Regions from separate parts of the Mus musculus genome. Here region 1 is linked to region 2. A link is a loop called in an ENCODE intact Hi-C map of the cell type or tissue named here. Cell type or tissue: heart. All regions are shown on one strand.

Region 1 (8,000 bases), 110 kb after region 2:
GTGTCTATGTGCAGACCAACATGCACAGAGAGGCCAGAAGACAACCTTAGCTGTCATCTTCAAAGATCCGCCTACCTCCTGGGACAGTCTCTCATTGCTGCTCTTCACCAGTCAGGCTGGGTGGGCTGCTTAGCCAGCTAGAGCGAGCCTCCTGTTTCCTCCTCCCTGGCACCGAGATTACTAGCACACATCACCGCCCTTGGCATTTTTTGTGGGTTCTGGGACTTGAACTTAGGTCCTCATGCTTGAGAGGCGAGCAGTTTACCAATCGAGCGATCTCTTCAGCCCGAGATGGGTGCACACAAATGCACAACACTGTAGCTATAATGCTACAGACTAGATTCCTTGGTCTTATTAATTTTGTTTTCTGCAACTTTATGTCAGTTAGTCTACCAATTTTAAATATCATGAGAAACCTCAGTTTTTTATTCTTGAAAAATGATGTTGGATTTGCTATCTCGGATCCACTCGAAAATTATTTTTACAGCAAATCATTCTTGTTTGCTATTTTTGAAGGAATCAAACCTTTAAATCAAAGGAACTCTCTGCTTGCTGGGCTCCCTGAGTCAGAGCCCATGACTCATGCCCAGCACTGCACAAAGCTCTTACCCTGAGACAGAGGGACAGAGCTGGCTGCCACTGCTCAGTCACCCTAAGAACAGGGGACAGGGGCTTATCCTAGTTAGTCCAAAGCTCAGCATATGAGTGAAGGAAAATGTAAACAGCTGTCCTTAGTACTTCATGTATGGATGAAAAAGAAGCCTCTCTGGAGCAAGTCTAAAAGTTGCCACCAGTATTACAGGGTCTTCCTTTCCTTGGTAAGATGTCAAAACTGCCAAGAGATTGTATTTCATAAGAATCTTAAGAGTTCTAACAGCCCTTCCTGTTCAGTAGATCCCACTAAAACAGGTCCTGCTTTCCGCTGCGAACTAGAAGACACATTTGCTTATGAGTTGGAGAATCCTCAGGACGGGACATTAAACATTTATGTACTGGTGTTCCCTGTGTGTCTGCCTGGAGGCACTGACAAACATGGCCTTCAATCAAAACCATTTACATGAAGATGAAGAATTCCTCACTAAATACACCACTAAGGTCCTCGCCTGAAAACAGACTGGCTGAGAAGCTGTGTGTGGGAGGAACACATGGGCCCTGACACGGATGCACATAAGGCCATGAAAATCAATTTCCAAGGTGTTTGTATTCAGATCGTGAATTCTGCGCCTGGAAGATAAGCAATGTAAAATACATGATTTTTTTTTTAAAAGAAAATCCAAATGGATAAAGTAAAAAGAAGAGATCTTATGTCACCTAGCTCCGCATGCTTCCCAGGAGTGTCCCTAAGTTCCTTTGTAAATGTGTTCTGTATGTGCTCACGCATGGACTACTACCCCCGTAAATCCACCAGACATCTATTTTCTCTTGCTTTTACATGGCCTTTCATTCGCTGTTCTAATGACATGTGCCAGGCATAAGTGAGGTTACTGGTTTCACTGAAACTCATCAACTTGAGCAGATATGTACTGCTTAGTGGTATGCATTTCAGGCTTAGAAAACTTACAACTTGCTTAATAAAATTTTCTATTAGCGATACCATAAAACCGTACCATCTAATTCATCCTTCTAGGGTTGTGTAACCTTCCCTCTGCTGCTTTGTTTTCAACACTGGTGAATAACTTAGCTCTAGTGACGGACAGAGCGGTGAGTCTTATTGTTGTTGTCCTTAAACTTGAAACTACTTACTAACAAATTTAAAAATAAGTTTTATAGTTTTATATATGCACAGTTCAAAATAAAAACATACAAAAGCACAGAATGAAAGCGTGGCTCCTTTTCTTTTAAAACTACGGTATTTCGCATTTGTTATTTTAGAATTTTTGTGTACATCTATAATGTGGTTTGATTATATCTTCTCCCTATTCATCACTCCAGCCCCTCCTGGGTTCCTCTCCATATCCCTGCCCCCAATCCCAACTTCCTGTCCTATTTTTTCCTTAAGCTGGAGTCCAGTTACTGATGTCCACATGTGCATTGGCGTAAGGCATAGTCCACCTACCGGAGTCACCAACCTCAAAGAACACCAACCCTACCTTCCCCAGGAGCTGCAGCCGTCAACTGCTCCTCAGTGAGGGGGGGGGCGTGCCCCGTGAGCCACTCCCACACCCACGCACGAATGACTGACTAGTTTGACCTTGTGTAGGTCTTGTGGAGGCAAGCTCTACCTTTCTTTTCTTCTTCACCTTTCTTTAAGTTTTATTTTTTAAAAGAAAGGTCAACAAATGTTTCAAATATTAAACAAATATAGAAACATAAAAAGGAGAGAATACGATTTCTTCAAACTCAGCATCATACCTCATCCCGAACTTTTAGTCATAAAGATGTCTAGAGGTGAAATAAATGAGAAGCCCTACTCTTTTCCTGGCCACGTCACAAAACCCGAAGCCTGGGTCCTCATGTCTATCAGTCTCAAAGAAGAGAGGGGGACTTCATACACTCTGGGTCCTCATGTCCACCAGTCTTGGAGAGGCGGGACTTTACACACTCATTTGTAAGCTAAACGCTACTGCACATCTAAAATGCCACACACTGATCTTAAACGGGTAGGCAAGGGATGTGGGACTGAGGCCCACTTCTCAGCCCCGGCCCTTTATGTCCACAGCCATTACTTCCCTCCAGGAGAGCAACATTGTGAGTTTCTCCCCTAGTCACTAAATTCATGTCTCATGATTCAACTTAAACTGACTTCAAAGACCCGAAATTCTATTTCCACCGAAAGATCCTGCTAGGATCGGTTACTTTAAGCTGATTTTAAGCCTGCTCTTATCTGGCTGGCCAGGTTATGATTTATCGCCTCTCCTCCGACTGCACCTTATCCCTGGGGTACTAGTGTGATTTTTCTCCTTTAAGACACAAGCCTCATATTGCTTTTGCCAGCAAAGAAATTTCAGCCACTTTCTTACTGAACGCCTGGTTGGTATGGGAAACCTGCCGTCCGTCATTTCTTCTGTTGGATCAGCTTCCCCCTTCTCTTACAGGCAGTTGTGTAGACAAGCTGAGAAGCCTCTAAATTTCATCTGACAGTTGAGTGGTACCCAAGCCAAGATGTCTCTGAATTCATCTACTATTCATAGAATGCTGGCAGGCACTCGGAGAATGGCTGTAGCGAGAGCTTCACTCGCCATACTTGAAGTTTTATATATAATCAAAGCGTATTTGTTGAAGGGGCCCAAGAAGCCGGGGCTGCACTGGTACAGAGGCCGGTCTCATTTCTCCTCTCCCTCAGTCTATACATTTATTTTCTCACCTTCCCCCCCCCACCCTCCGACACAGAAAAATCATGGTTGTTTCAATCTAGGAGCCCTCTCTTAGATGTGCCTTTGATGCCGAGGGAGTCCTTTCTCGTGGCTCTGCTCTGATTGTCTCCCCTGAATCCTCACTCACTCCTTCGTCTTGGATCATGCACTCATCAAACACACTCTGGAGTTCCTTGAGCTGCTGTTAAAGGCACAGATCTGTTCTGGTTTCTGTTAAAAATTCGAGCCTGTCACTGATAACCTTTAAAAAATAGAATAAAAATGAGTATTAGAAAAATGACCCTTGGCTTAGACCGTCTCAGCCATGCTGAGCTGCTATGAAGGTTTCCATAGCTGCTCCTGGAACTTTCTCCTGCCACCAGGCATCCTGCTGCCAGCACAGTGGGCACAGACCCCCACTGGATGCCTGACTTGCTCCTGTCTGCCTGTGTCACCAGCTCTCACCCACCAGTAATGCACCGTGGAAAACCACAGTCACCTGATCAACTTCCCTTCTCAGCCCAGGCCAGCTGGCTGCCTGGCCCTCTCCCTTCTGTGTGTGTGTGTGTGTGTGTGTGTGTGTGTACACTGCTAACCGCAGGCTGCAAGCCTGAACACATCTGCCCCTGGTATTTATCCTGCAAACACTTTCAGCTCTTCCCCCTCTCTTCTCTCCCATCACATCGCCTTCACTAGCTCCAATCTGGCTCTTCTGGGAGCCACCAACTAGCAGATCCACCCTATCCTAGGCTTCCTGAGCATCCCTGGTGTGACTCGAGCTATGAACAAAAACTTTGAGCCAGCAGCCCCTCTCTGGATGGCAATGGCTGCCATACAATTTGTTCAATCTAAAAATCAAACCCAAGAACTGTCTGTGAGTCTTCCCGTGGACTTCCATTCTCCCTTCTTGGCTCCAGTCATCATTACTGTAGACAGGCACTCTACTTTGTTCATCTAGCTCAAAACACATACCTTTGATGGTCTGATGGTCTTAGTACTTCTCAACCATAAATTGATGCTGTGTATGTGTGTGTACAGGACAAGTTCCAAAAGGAATAGCTTAAAATGGAGGTATTACTAATCAATGTTAATGAAATGCTACTGTCTAGAACTATAATGAAGTATGTAAGTTAAGCCAGTCTCCTGGCCTCATAAGCAGAGCACACCTGGTCCTCTGTCTCCTCTGAGTGACAGTGTAAGGCACCCACGTCTCCTCTGACTCACTCAGGTCTTTCTTTCTTTCTTTCTTTCTTTCTTTCTTTCTTTCTTTCTTTCTTTCTTTCTTTCTTTCTTTCTTTCTTTCTTTCTTTCTTCCTTCCTTCCTTCCTTCCTTCCTTCCTTCCTTCCTTCCTTCCTTCCTTCCTTCCTTCCTTCCTTTCTTTCTTTCTTTATTTTTTTTTCGAGACAGGGTTTCTCGGTGTAGCCCTGGCTGTCCTGGAACTCACTTTGTAGACCAGGCTGGCCTCGAATTCAGAAATCCACCTGCCTCTGCCTCCCAAGTGCTGGGATTAAAGGCGTGCGCCACCACCGCCCGGCTTTTTGTTTTTACTTTCTTGTTGAGAGGTTATTTCCTTTCTTCATTTATTCCAAACCTAGAAAGCAACAACTAAGATCTTGCTTGCTTCTATGAATTCAAACTCTACCAATCTCTAAATCCCTAAATCCACACCTAACCCTGACTGTTCACGCTGACACTCCACGGCACCCACGCGACCCTGACATCAAGCTAATGGGGAGGTCTGCAGAACGCAGCCCATGCTGAGGCCCGTCCTAGGACAGCTGCTGGACTGTTTGCGACTTTGTACATACCCGCTTGTTAAAGGGAGGTAAAGCCGGGCAGTGTCGTCTGCCTTTATCCCAGCACCCAGAAGGCAGGCAGAGGTGGATGGTTGTGAGTTCACATCCTGCCTTGTGTACATAGAGACCCTGTTCAAACAAACAAACAAACAAACCAAACCAAACCAAAACTGAACTCGGAACACAACGCTGTTCAGTAGTCAGTAGGTGGTAGATATTACAGGGCTGGAGAAATAGCAGTTTAGAGCTGTTCTTCCAGAGAACTTAAATTTGGTTCCTGGCATCCACAGATGACAGCTCCCAACCTCTGTAACTGCAGTTCCACATCTACACCCTCTCCTGGCCTTGGCAGACACCTGCATACAGATGGGATACATTGTCACACAGAGACACATTAAAAAAACAAACAAACAAAAGAACAAACACCAGATTATTTTAGGAAAACCCACCAGTGTCGTGTTTTCTTAAGACACTTACAGTCTTATTTGTCTTGCCTCTCTCTATAAGGAGGTAGCATTGGTGCTGTGTGGAAAACAAAGACCCGAAGCTTACTTCTGACACAGTCACCTCTGACCTCAGTTAAGTTGCTTTTTCCTTCAAAAATTTAGAGTTTTCAGGTTAAAAATTTAGAGGCTATGAAAAAAATCAGTATTTTTCCTTTTTCTGTTTGTGTATGCAAAGAGGTTGTATGAATGCATGTTTGTGTGTGTGCACAGAGGCTAGACGTCAATGCCATGTCTTTCCCTGTGACTGTCACCATGATTTACCCTTGATTTTCTTTGCCAGTGTGTGCATGTGTGTGTGTGAAGGGGTGGGTGCGCACACATAAATGCATGAGTGTTTGTGAGTGCATGAATGTGTGCGCGCATGTGTGTGTGCATGTGCACATGTACATGTGTGAGCGTGTGTATGTGGGGCAGAGGAGTAATGAGCGAGGGGCGGGCATGTAAGGCATTGTGTGGAGGTCAGAGGACAACTTGCCTGAGTTGGTTCTCTCTAACCTTGTAGCTTCTGGGAGCCCTACCAACTTGGTAAGACTAGCTGGCCAAGGAGCTCTTGGATCTGCCCATCTCCGGCCCCTCAAAGCCAGGGTTATAGTTCTCTACCAAACTTGGCTTTTATGTGGGTGTTGGAGACCAAATTCAGGTCCACATGCTTGTACAGTAGGCACTTTGCCAACCAACCATCTCCTTACCCTACAAGTCAGCCTTTTGAAAAAGCACGAACCCTGGTCTCCAGAAGGCTCTCAAGGCTATGTCCTGTCAAGGAGTCTGAGTCTGAAAGCCCAAATTTCTTCCATAATAAAATAAAGGTGTCAAGATGGCACTTCCATCACACTGTGATGACCTCTGTGGAGAGGGAGGATCAAGTACTAATGACAAGCACCGTGGTGCTTCAAAGTGAGTCTACACCGTGCCTCCACATTGCTACATATTTACAGGTGAAAAACTATCCATTTTATTAGATCTTGAATACTTATATTACTATGACAAAATGAAACACTCAGAAGTTAGCTGACAAAAACACCCAATTGTATCTTTAATTCACTCTGAGAAGGAGAGGGCATGAAGAAGACTGTACTCTTCATCAAAGGATGCTGCATGGCTGTAGAGAATTACTCAAGATGCTCCTTAAAGGAGTGCACCATCTTACACTCGGGTGTGGCACCTGCCTGGGCACTCCCCGTGGGACAGACAGACAGCAAACTGTTGATTTAAGGTTGGGAACATATGAGGGGCAGCTGTCAAACAGTCACGACCCTCTGAGTTATGGCTGAGGATGCTTCCAGCCCACGTGTAGTAAAAAGGCTTTGCAACTGAAAATGGGCACTTTCCCCAAGCAATAAACATCATTATAAAGTTCCATAACAATATGACAGAACTTATGTGCCCGTCCTTGGCACAACAAGAGCCATTTAGGTGGTGCACAGAATGGCACAGAGAGTGGAGCTGCTGCTAATACTGTGTATATAAATAACAGAGACCTTGCTTCTGGGTCTGAACTGGCATTTGAATAACTAAGCCTGTATATGGTTATATCTGTCATTTAGTGTGCAGCTGTCTAGAACTGTTTAGCTTCACGTGGTCTCCAAATCTGCACACCACCTCTTACTCCTTCCTTCCCAAAGCTGGCTGCCTACTGTACAATGTTTGTGTATCCTTTTAGAGATTTTTAGTGTACCTAAGAATTGTTTCAGTCATTCAATAGCACCATTTTAACAAAACGATATTAATATTAATGCAATATTTAGCATAACTGCCTGTATTTAATACCATGACTTAATTGTTTGACACTTCACACTAAGCAATCCTAACTAACTCTAATACTAAGAGTAGGACTCGCTATCCACAGTGGCCTTGGTATTCGCTCCACCAGTCTCTGTTTTGAGCTCCGAGTCTGTATTCAGAGCTTTCCCTTGCTCGGCACGATGGCCTCGCAGGGCTCTGGTGTACTGCTGGACCTGAACTTCCCGCATGGGCTCCAACTGGTTATTTCTTAAGCCATGCTTGGAGCAAGAGCTTTGTGCGCTGTCATGTTGCACATAGGAAAGGACATCCCTGGGATAATCTGGGGAGAGAAAACCTGTCCCTTGGGAAGATCACAGTTGAGTCCAGTGTGTGAACAGTTCAGTTTTTCCCCAGCCATTTCCACATCTCTGCCCCACAGAGCTTACATTGGTTTATAATGCATAACAGACTTACCTAGCTCTCCCGTGTTTTTGACGAAAGTCTTTGGATTCCTTTTCTAATCGAGCAAGAGAAAAGTAACATTCCTCCACTAATTAAGATCACATATCCTCTTGTTTTGTAGGAAAGGTACAGTGTATTTTCTTATTTTAAAGAGCTATTTAATGTCCTTTAAAAATGAACAGCTGCTATATTCTTTGATGGTGTGTCAACTTGACCGTCT
Region 2 (8,000 bases):
CTACAGCATTGCTCAGGCTAGCCCGCTCAATGCCGCCTCCGGCAGGAGGCAAGGTCGGTTCTCCTGCCCTTAGGCATGCTCACCCCCACACTCGCACTGCCAGAGTCAGTGCTACCCAGTTGAGATACAGGGCCCACTCTCCCAAGTGCTGCAATAGGTGAGTGGTGGGTTTCTATTCCCCCTCCCTCCTCCCCCTCCCCCTCCCCCATTGGGCTGGCTCGTCCACCCTCAAACAACCAGGGCCAGCTCCTCTCTGTGGCCCAGGTGAGACACAGGGTCCACTCTCCCAGTGTTGCCGCTGGTGAGAGGTGGGGCCAGCTCTCCAGTGTGCCATAGTCAGTGAGGGGCAGGGCCAGTTCTACACAGCCCTTGGACATTTATGTAACCCCAGTCAGCTGTCCAGGCCAGGGCATCCCTATGGTCACTAGTGGCAATAAGAGCCACAAACATTGATACCTGACCCCTGCTGCTACATGGTCACGGACTCATACATGGCCCTGAGTAGCAGCACGGGCTGGAATTCACCATGGCCTCACGTGTTGGGCCGGCTACTCACAAGGAGCTACTCCTTTCCATCCTTGTGTCTCCAGTTCCATTTCTCTTCATTACGTTCAAGCTGTTCAGCTTTTCTTTCTCTCCTGTCTGTCCATCACATCCTTACAAATTGCCGTGGCTCCCACTGAGGGCGGGCCACGTGGCTGGTGGACCACTGGATGATCTCCTCTACCCACTTGCGGAGGCAAGTGGGCCTCTAGATGTCTACAGCCCACCCGTGCGCTATTGTGGTATAGTGGGGGTGTCTCTGGACATCTTCCCCTCCTTGCACTGCATCGAAAGGGGGCAGGTGAGCCTCTGTATGTCTTCAGCCTCTCTCACAAAATCGTTTTTAATGTAAATAAAGTTATTCCAAAATGTTTCAAGCACCTGATAAAATTCAGTAGACATCCCATAGCTCTTCAACTTGTTTTAATATTTCACATCAATAAATCACCTTCCCTAATCCATTAATGTCTCCTTGTGCTGACACAGAAGTTCTTCATCCTGGCTGCATGTTAAAAATCACCCAAGGAGGATTAACAACCCTGACTCAGAAGAAGCCAAATCCAAGAGACTACATCACCATCTCTAGCAGTGGGATTGTGACCTCAGTAGTTTCTCCTTCAGTGGGCTGCTGGGAGTCTAACTGGGTCAGCAGGTGGAACCTATGTGATAGATAAAGAGACACCAGATGCTTCACAAAGTAAAGAGACACAGACGTTTGCCAGGCATTCCGGCCCAAGAACCATTGTTCTCCATCTGAGACACAGGAGCCTTCAGCAGTGAGTTCCCATTTCTCGAACCCCAGGCACCACAAGGACCCAGCGCTCTCCAGAGAGGGGGCCTCCTGGAAAGCTAAACTTGAGAGAAAAGAATGGGCCATTGTCTTCCACACAGAGTCCCATGTGAACAGCACACCGTGGAAAGATTTTGAAATAGCTAGGTGATATCAGGCAGGTGCTCCGTGTCCAACGTTAGTCTCCCAAGTGACCAGCCTAAGCCGGCCAGGTTTCCATTTCTCCTCTGCTCAGGGGTTTTGTCCCCAGTCTGTCAGCACAGAAAATTGCTGGTGGGTGTCTTGTTTCATGAAGTGGGCAGGAGAACTACAGAGGGTGTGTGCTGCTCGGTACTTTGAGCGCTATTTGGCCCAGATTGAATAAACCTTTGCACAAAGCTGCCCTATCTCTGGTGAACTATGCCACCCACAGGAAGCGGCGAAGGCACCAGCTGAGTTTTCCAAATGCCTCCGTGAAGGCTCCGAAGGGCAGTATTTTCAGTAAATGAGACTACATTGGTGTAGCTTCTGAATATAAAATCAGAGAAATTGATGCTTTGTTTTGTTTTCTTCGTCACGATGGAAGCTTGCTGCTTAAAACATGATTTTTTTCCCTTGAACATGACTAACAGAATCATAAGTTCAAAAGTAAAATTTAAATTTGGACAATTAGAATCGTTCGATCTATGTCAGAGAAATGACAACCTGCCTAATTGAGAGAAAATTCTCCTTCAAGAGAGGAGATATTTGTCAACACACAGGCCCATACATGGGACAAGATGGTCACCATGGCTACAAATGGATTTCTTGTTTTGACCAGAAAGTGACAAACCTCTTATCTCTACAGCTTTGTTTTCTTAGATTATCCAATACTTTCACTTCTCTGAAAACAGGCTCTGCTAGAAACATCTCTCGGAGAAGGTAAGGATTAGTTATGGCTTTAACAGGTCTACACATCACTTGCCTGCCCATATGATCTTTAGACCTAGACTATCCTCACGAGACCATTTCAATGTGTCTCATCTCTATGGTTGTTGGAAGATGTCAAATTTCTTGGGATGCTGGGAAGTTACAGTCTTTTATTCCGAAATATGCAAAGACTCCCTGGTAACACAGGTAGATTTTCAAATTTGCAAGTTTCCTTTGTGTAAAGGAATATAATTTTCAAATATTTATTTAAAAATAATTATTTTTTAACATTTACCATGCATGTGCATCTCTGTGTATGTGTGGGAGTGGATGCATGTATACACATGTGCCATTTGTGTAGGAGTCAGAGCACAACTTGCAGGAACCAGTTTTTTCCTTCTACCATGTAGGTTCCAAGGATCTAATCTTGGCCTTCAGGTTTGGCAACAAGTGTCTTTACCCACCGAACCATCTCATCCCAAATCAATATTTTAGCCCTCTGAGAATCTGTCGTAATTTTCTTAACATAGTTACACAGACTACGTACAAAGACTCTCCCAATATTTTATTTCAGAAGGGCCTTTAATACATTTACCGGGTGTGGTGGGAGATCCCAAATGTAAATTCTGGTTTCTTTGCAACCAGAGGTTTATACTTTTATTGGACAGGATTCTGGCAGCACCCCCTCCAAAGTAGTTTGGGTAGACTTTAAAGGAAGGGGAGAGCGCAGGCAAGAGGGCAGAGAATGGGGCTGAGAGTAAGAAAGGTAGCTAAGGAAGGAGCTAGAAAAGAAAAAGAGGAGAGAATGCAAGTAGGAAGGAGGGCAGGGCAGACATCTTGCGCTGGTGCATGGTGGATTCCTTAAACTCACCACTGAGCAGGATGCGTGGTTTTTTTTGGAGAAGGGAGTTTGTTGCAACAGCATCCAGGATCTTCTGAGTGACCATACTCCAGATATTCTGCTAGAACACAGTTGTTCACACATTCGAGGCTATATACCATGGCATTGGGATGCAGACGTAGAGGGCTAGGCCGATAACCCCACAAACCAACAAGTGAAGAGAAGAGCCAGGCACGGAGCACGGGCACTGTTTGCCTCCGAGCGGGCAGCATCTTTTTGGGGTTTTAGGCAAGGATTGACCTCAGTGGTGAGATTTTCGTAGCACTCCGAGGCAGCCGTGAGAATCCCATATTCTAGCCGTGGCTTTTAGTACCTGTGGCACTGTCTTTGGTCAAAAGATGGCAGCAATGTTCAACTGCTTCTTGAGATGCAGGGCAGCGGGAAGAGCTGCTGACAGCTAAAGGTTAATGGAGAAGGGAAAGGTATCCCTGAGGACTGCATATGCACTTTCCACCCAGATCATTTATCACAATATTGGAAGTATTAAAAGTATCACAGTTCACTTTAAACCGGTTCAAGTGTAAAAATTATTCATTCATTCATTTGCCGGTGTACAGATCTGAGTGTTCATTAATTTCCCAGGTGTTGAGTCCCTGACAGATCCTATCAATGATGGCTGACAGTGCTTGTCAGCAAAAACAGACATAGTCCTAGTTCCCATTAAGTATAGAGTCCAGTGTATGGATGGAATGGAGGTGGAAAGCATGGAAATTAACTTGTAACAATTAAAAGAATATCGTTAATAGTAATTTAAAACTTTCTGTTTCTGAAATATTTAAAAATATTCAAGTTTGGGCTAGAGAGATTGCCCAGTGGTTAAGAACACTGGCTCCTGTTCCAGAGGACCCAGCACTACATAGTGGCTCACAACCACCATCTTCCAGGGGATCTGATGTGGTCTTCTGACTTCTGTGGGTTCCAGGCATACAAATGGTGCATATGCATAAATACAGGCAAAACACTCATGCACACAAAGTAAAAATAAGTAGATCTAAACAATTAGGTAAAAATATACCTGTTTACTTTTCTATTGGTTGAGCAGTTCTCGAGTGTCTAGAAAGTGTCTGGCATAAAGCAGATACTTCAATAAGGACCACTAACTGAATGAAGGTATATACAGGTGCCCCTTGGAACTCATAAGGGGTTAGGAATCCATTACTTTCTAAAGATTCCATGATCCATAGATTCTCAGGTCTTATATAGAATGGAAGCACATTTGAACATAGCTGGTACAGGCTATACTGTGTATTTTCAGTCATCCTCAGATACTGATCATATATCTAATGAGATGCATAAATAACTCTACTGTATTATGTAACAGTGAAAAGACAAAAATCCACACACATTGAGTATAGCTGAAAAACATTCCAAACATTTTAATTGTGGATGATTTATTCTGTGAATTAAGAGACCCCATGCATGTGGAGGATCGCCTATAATTCTAAACTTGAGCTACACATATCCAGAATATGATCTTGTGTGAGCGATTAGCCCAGGAACAGGAAATGGGTGAGAGGAGAGGATATTTGAGACAAGCTATGCAGGATAAATGGATGGTAACCTGAGCTTGTGTGCACTTGTGTACTGGGCAGGAGGTCTGCAGGCGCAAGGAGAAAAGGGGAGACGACTGTGATAGGCTGGGGTGCAGAGGCCTGGAACATGGCTTGTTGCAGGGAAGTAAGAGCCAGCAGAGTGGCTGCAGCCCAAGGAAGAAAGCTAATGCTTTCCCGTGATGCTCAACTCAGTCAGGTGGGTGCTTGGGAGCCAATGGGGTAACGAGAGAGGGGAATAAGAGTGGACCTGAGAGCAAGCGAAAAGCTGTTTCGAGTCTGGATGAGAAATGACTGCAGTGTGGATTGTGAGCGGTGACAGAGGGTAAGAAGTGACAAAGTCACCAGATGACTACTCAGAGATGCGCAGGCAGCCTGTAGAGTACGAGGGACGGGGAATCCCTGGTGTGACTTACAGATTCTGACTTTGATAGGAAGTCCCGGAGGAAAGTGAATTTAGGTCTTGTAGATAGATGAGAAATTGAGACGTCGTATGCACAGCCAGATGGAAGGAGCGGAGCAAAGAAGGTCCGGAGATGATGGTCCAGGAGTTGACGACCTTTTGGCTGTTTGCAGAAAGCCATAGGAGAGGAACCGAAGCCAAGCCCCAAGGAGCTCTCACACTTAGCACAGATGAAGGACAGACCTACTCGAAAGACAGAAGCTGAGGCTGAGGAGAGGAGGAAGACAACTCTGAAAGTAACCAGTGGATCTCTCCAGAAGCAGGACGGCCACTCCTCCTTGTCTTCGTTTCTTTTCTGGCCCTGTGATAAAACCTCTGACAAAAGCAACTCAGGGATGAAAGGGTTAATTTTAGCTCGGAGTCCCAGGGGCTAGAATCCATCATGGAGAAGAGGTGTAGGCATAGTCAGGGAAGGCACAGTAGTTGGAGCAGGAAGCTGGCTCCTCACATTTCCACATCCAGGACGAGACAGGGAATAGCAAGCGGGGTAGTCTAAAACAACCTGTAAGTTGACCAACAACATAGTTCTGCCACTATAATTCTACCTTCTAAAGCCCCATGGCCTTCTCAAACAGCACTACCAGCTGGAATTTATCAAATGTTCAAACACCTGAGTCAATGAGAGGTGTTTTATATTCCAACCACATAGCGGAGTTCTGGGAGACGGTCAGCACGTCTTTCCCATCACCCACCCACTTAGTTCCTACTTAAACATGGGCATCTTTGGTTCTCCGTAGAAGAGAGTCCTGTTGTAGTCTCCAGAACCCAACCAGAGACAGCAGCTCTGGTTAATCTGAAAGATGAATTAATGGAGATTTTATTGGTCGATGTGAAGGAAAACATTGGGCTGTTAGGAAACCTGAGACAGACTCTGAACTCCCAGGCTGTCCTGTTCTGACAGAGGGAGGACTTCTGGAACTTTCCAGGATTGCAGCACTATCATTAAATATCAGGGAGGGTGGCAGGTGTGGGGTCCTTTATAGACATAAAGGTCCTTTACAGACATACAGGAGTTTACCAAGTTCCTATAAGACCAAGGATCTAAAGGAGTCTTAGAAGACCAACAGTGTCAGATACCCAGACGGCAAAAGGAATTTTGAAATTAGTTTTATTAAAACTGAATCACTCAATTTATAAATCTGGACGCTTTATAGAGGCAAACATTTATTCTGAAAAAAAAAAACAAAAACAAAACCAAAAAACTAAAAGCTGCATGAATGGCTTCAATCTGTCTTGCTGTGAACGCCCTATCCTAACCAAAAATAAGAAAAGAAAACAAAAAACTTCCCAAAAAAATCTATTAGCGATGCAAGGATAAACAGAAAACTTTAACAAAATAGACTTAGGACCACCCAAGTTAATGGATTCCAGACCAAATAGCGGAAATGAAAAGATTTCCACTAAATCCTCTCACCCTTGTTTCACAGGCAAGGGGAAGCAAAGGGTCTTCCAGTCAGGCACAGGAAAGCCTTGCCTCTTGGAGTCGCTACAAGGTTCAGTATTCCCCAGGACCGTGAGATGCCTGGCTTTCTGCTGCTTACCATGGCCCAGTCCCCAAGTGGCAAAACCCTTCCCTACATTGGAAGTTATCCCTCAGGCAGCCCCACAACAGCCAAAATAGCCATTGCACACAAGCACAAACAAGTTCCCAGGGCCTCACAATGTGTCTGAACTGTGCTGACTACAGCTTTGTGCAAATGAAATCCCACCACAGATTAATATCTCATTTGCTCTAGCCCTACTTTCAAGATACCTGATGCTGAGGTTTGTGTGCCATGGAACAAACCTACCAGGAGAGTTCTTGGGTTGAAGAGGCCCTGGTCTTTGCCTTATATTGGGGATCAGGAACTCTTTCTTAGAGCCAACTTCCCCAAACCACAAGACAACAGATATTTGTCTTGTGAGGCAGTAGTTGGAGGGACTCTGGTGGATTCAATCTTCCTTCCATGGCCAATGTCATTCTATATTCTGTTATTAACGCATGTTAATTATTCATATTCATGAAACCCAGTTTGCTATTTTAGTTCACACAGAGTGCTCTGATTGAGTTCTTTAGTACTTAAAAGTATATTTACGTAATGTAAAGATACTGGGATTTCTTTTCTTAGATGAAAAATATGGGGCCGGTCATGGTAGCTCATGCCTTAATGCCAGCATCCCTGAGGCAGGGAGATCTCTGGCATGCTCAGACATATGTTTGCATACCTGCACTGACAGTGGTAATGCATACAAAACACAAGGGTCAAACAAAACCAAAGAAGGCACATTCTTGTCTTATTAATGGAAGTCCAGTAGGTGGTTAAACTGTGGAGGAGCATGGCAGAAACAGCTGTATTGGTAATCACTGAAATAAACAACATTGGAGTTAAAATTACCAAGTTGCACACAAAATTTGTTAATGTGGGCCAGTGAGATGGTAGAACTGTAATTCTGGGGGTTTTCTTTACCCTTTTTGCTCCCAAGTAATGACAGGACATTTCCATGCCTGCTCTAGCCTGTGTTAGCTCCTGAATAAATGACACAGAGACCTAATAAATGTATTAACAAGCTTCAGGCACGGTTCTGGGAAGGCACTCATCTATTCTAACCCTCTATGGCTGCCTCCTTGCCAGCCACATGGCCCTTCCCCTGCAATAGGAGTCTTGCCCCGGCTTGCTCTGTTCCATGTGTGTCCTCATGGAGACTCTTCTGACCATCGGCTCATGGAGAATCTTCCTGGTCCTTCCTTCTCTCTCTTCCTCCTTTCTGCCTCTCTCCTTTTGCTTGGGACCCCCTGACTAGGATTGTAAGTCTTGCCCTATTCCCTTCTGCTCAGCTATAGGCTGAATCAGCTCATTATTAATCAATCAGAGGTGATAGAAAAGA

The links. A loop is a pair of places that touch in the nucleus more often than their neighbours do. Peaks named below come from ENCODE experiments on the same cell type or tissue, not always from the same donor. Only the 100,000 strongest peaks of a DNase experiment are listed, where the experiment ranks them.
Region 1: a loop joins it to region 2, with 2.1 times the contacts of the local background. A loop is called at or near these places in 2 of 42 quality-filtered maps.

The regions. Positions count from the first base shown.
Region 1 is chr14:48,242,249-48,250,248 of GRCm38, reverse strand. The region is part of intron 3 of Peli2 (pellino 2); the gene reads right to left. Among named protein-coding and RNA genes, the nearest start is that of Gm52144, 40 kb to the right of the region's middle. In heart, no CTCF peak of the experiment used is centred here; a DNase peak (open chromatin) is centred at 3,798; H3K27me3 peaks cover 4,414 bases.
Region 2 is chr14:48,354,437-48,362,436 of GRCm38, reverse strand. No RefSeq gene overlaps it. Among named protein-coding and RNA genes, the nearest start is that of Tmem260, 88 kb to the left of the region's middle. In heart, a CTCF peak has its summit at 3,458 (motif pointing right); no DNase peak of the experiment used is centred here; H3K27me3 peaks cover 4,643 bases.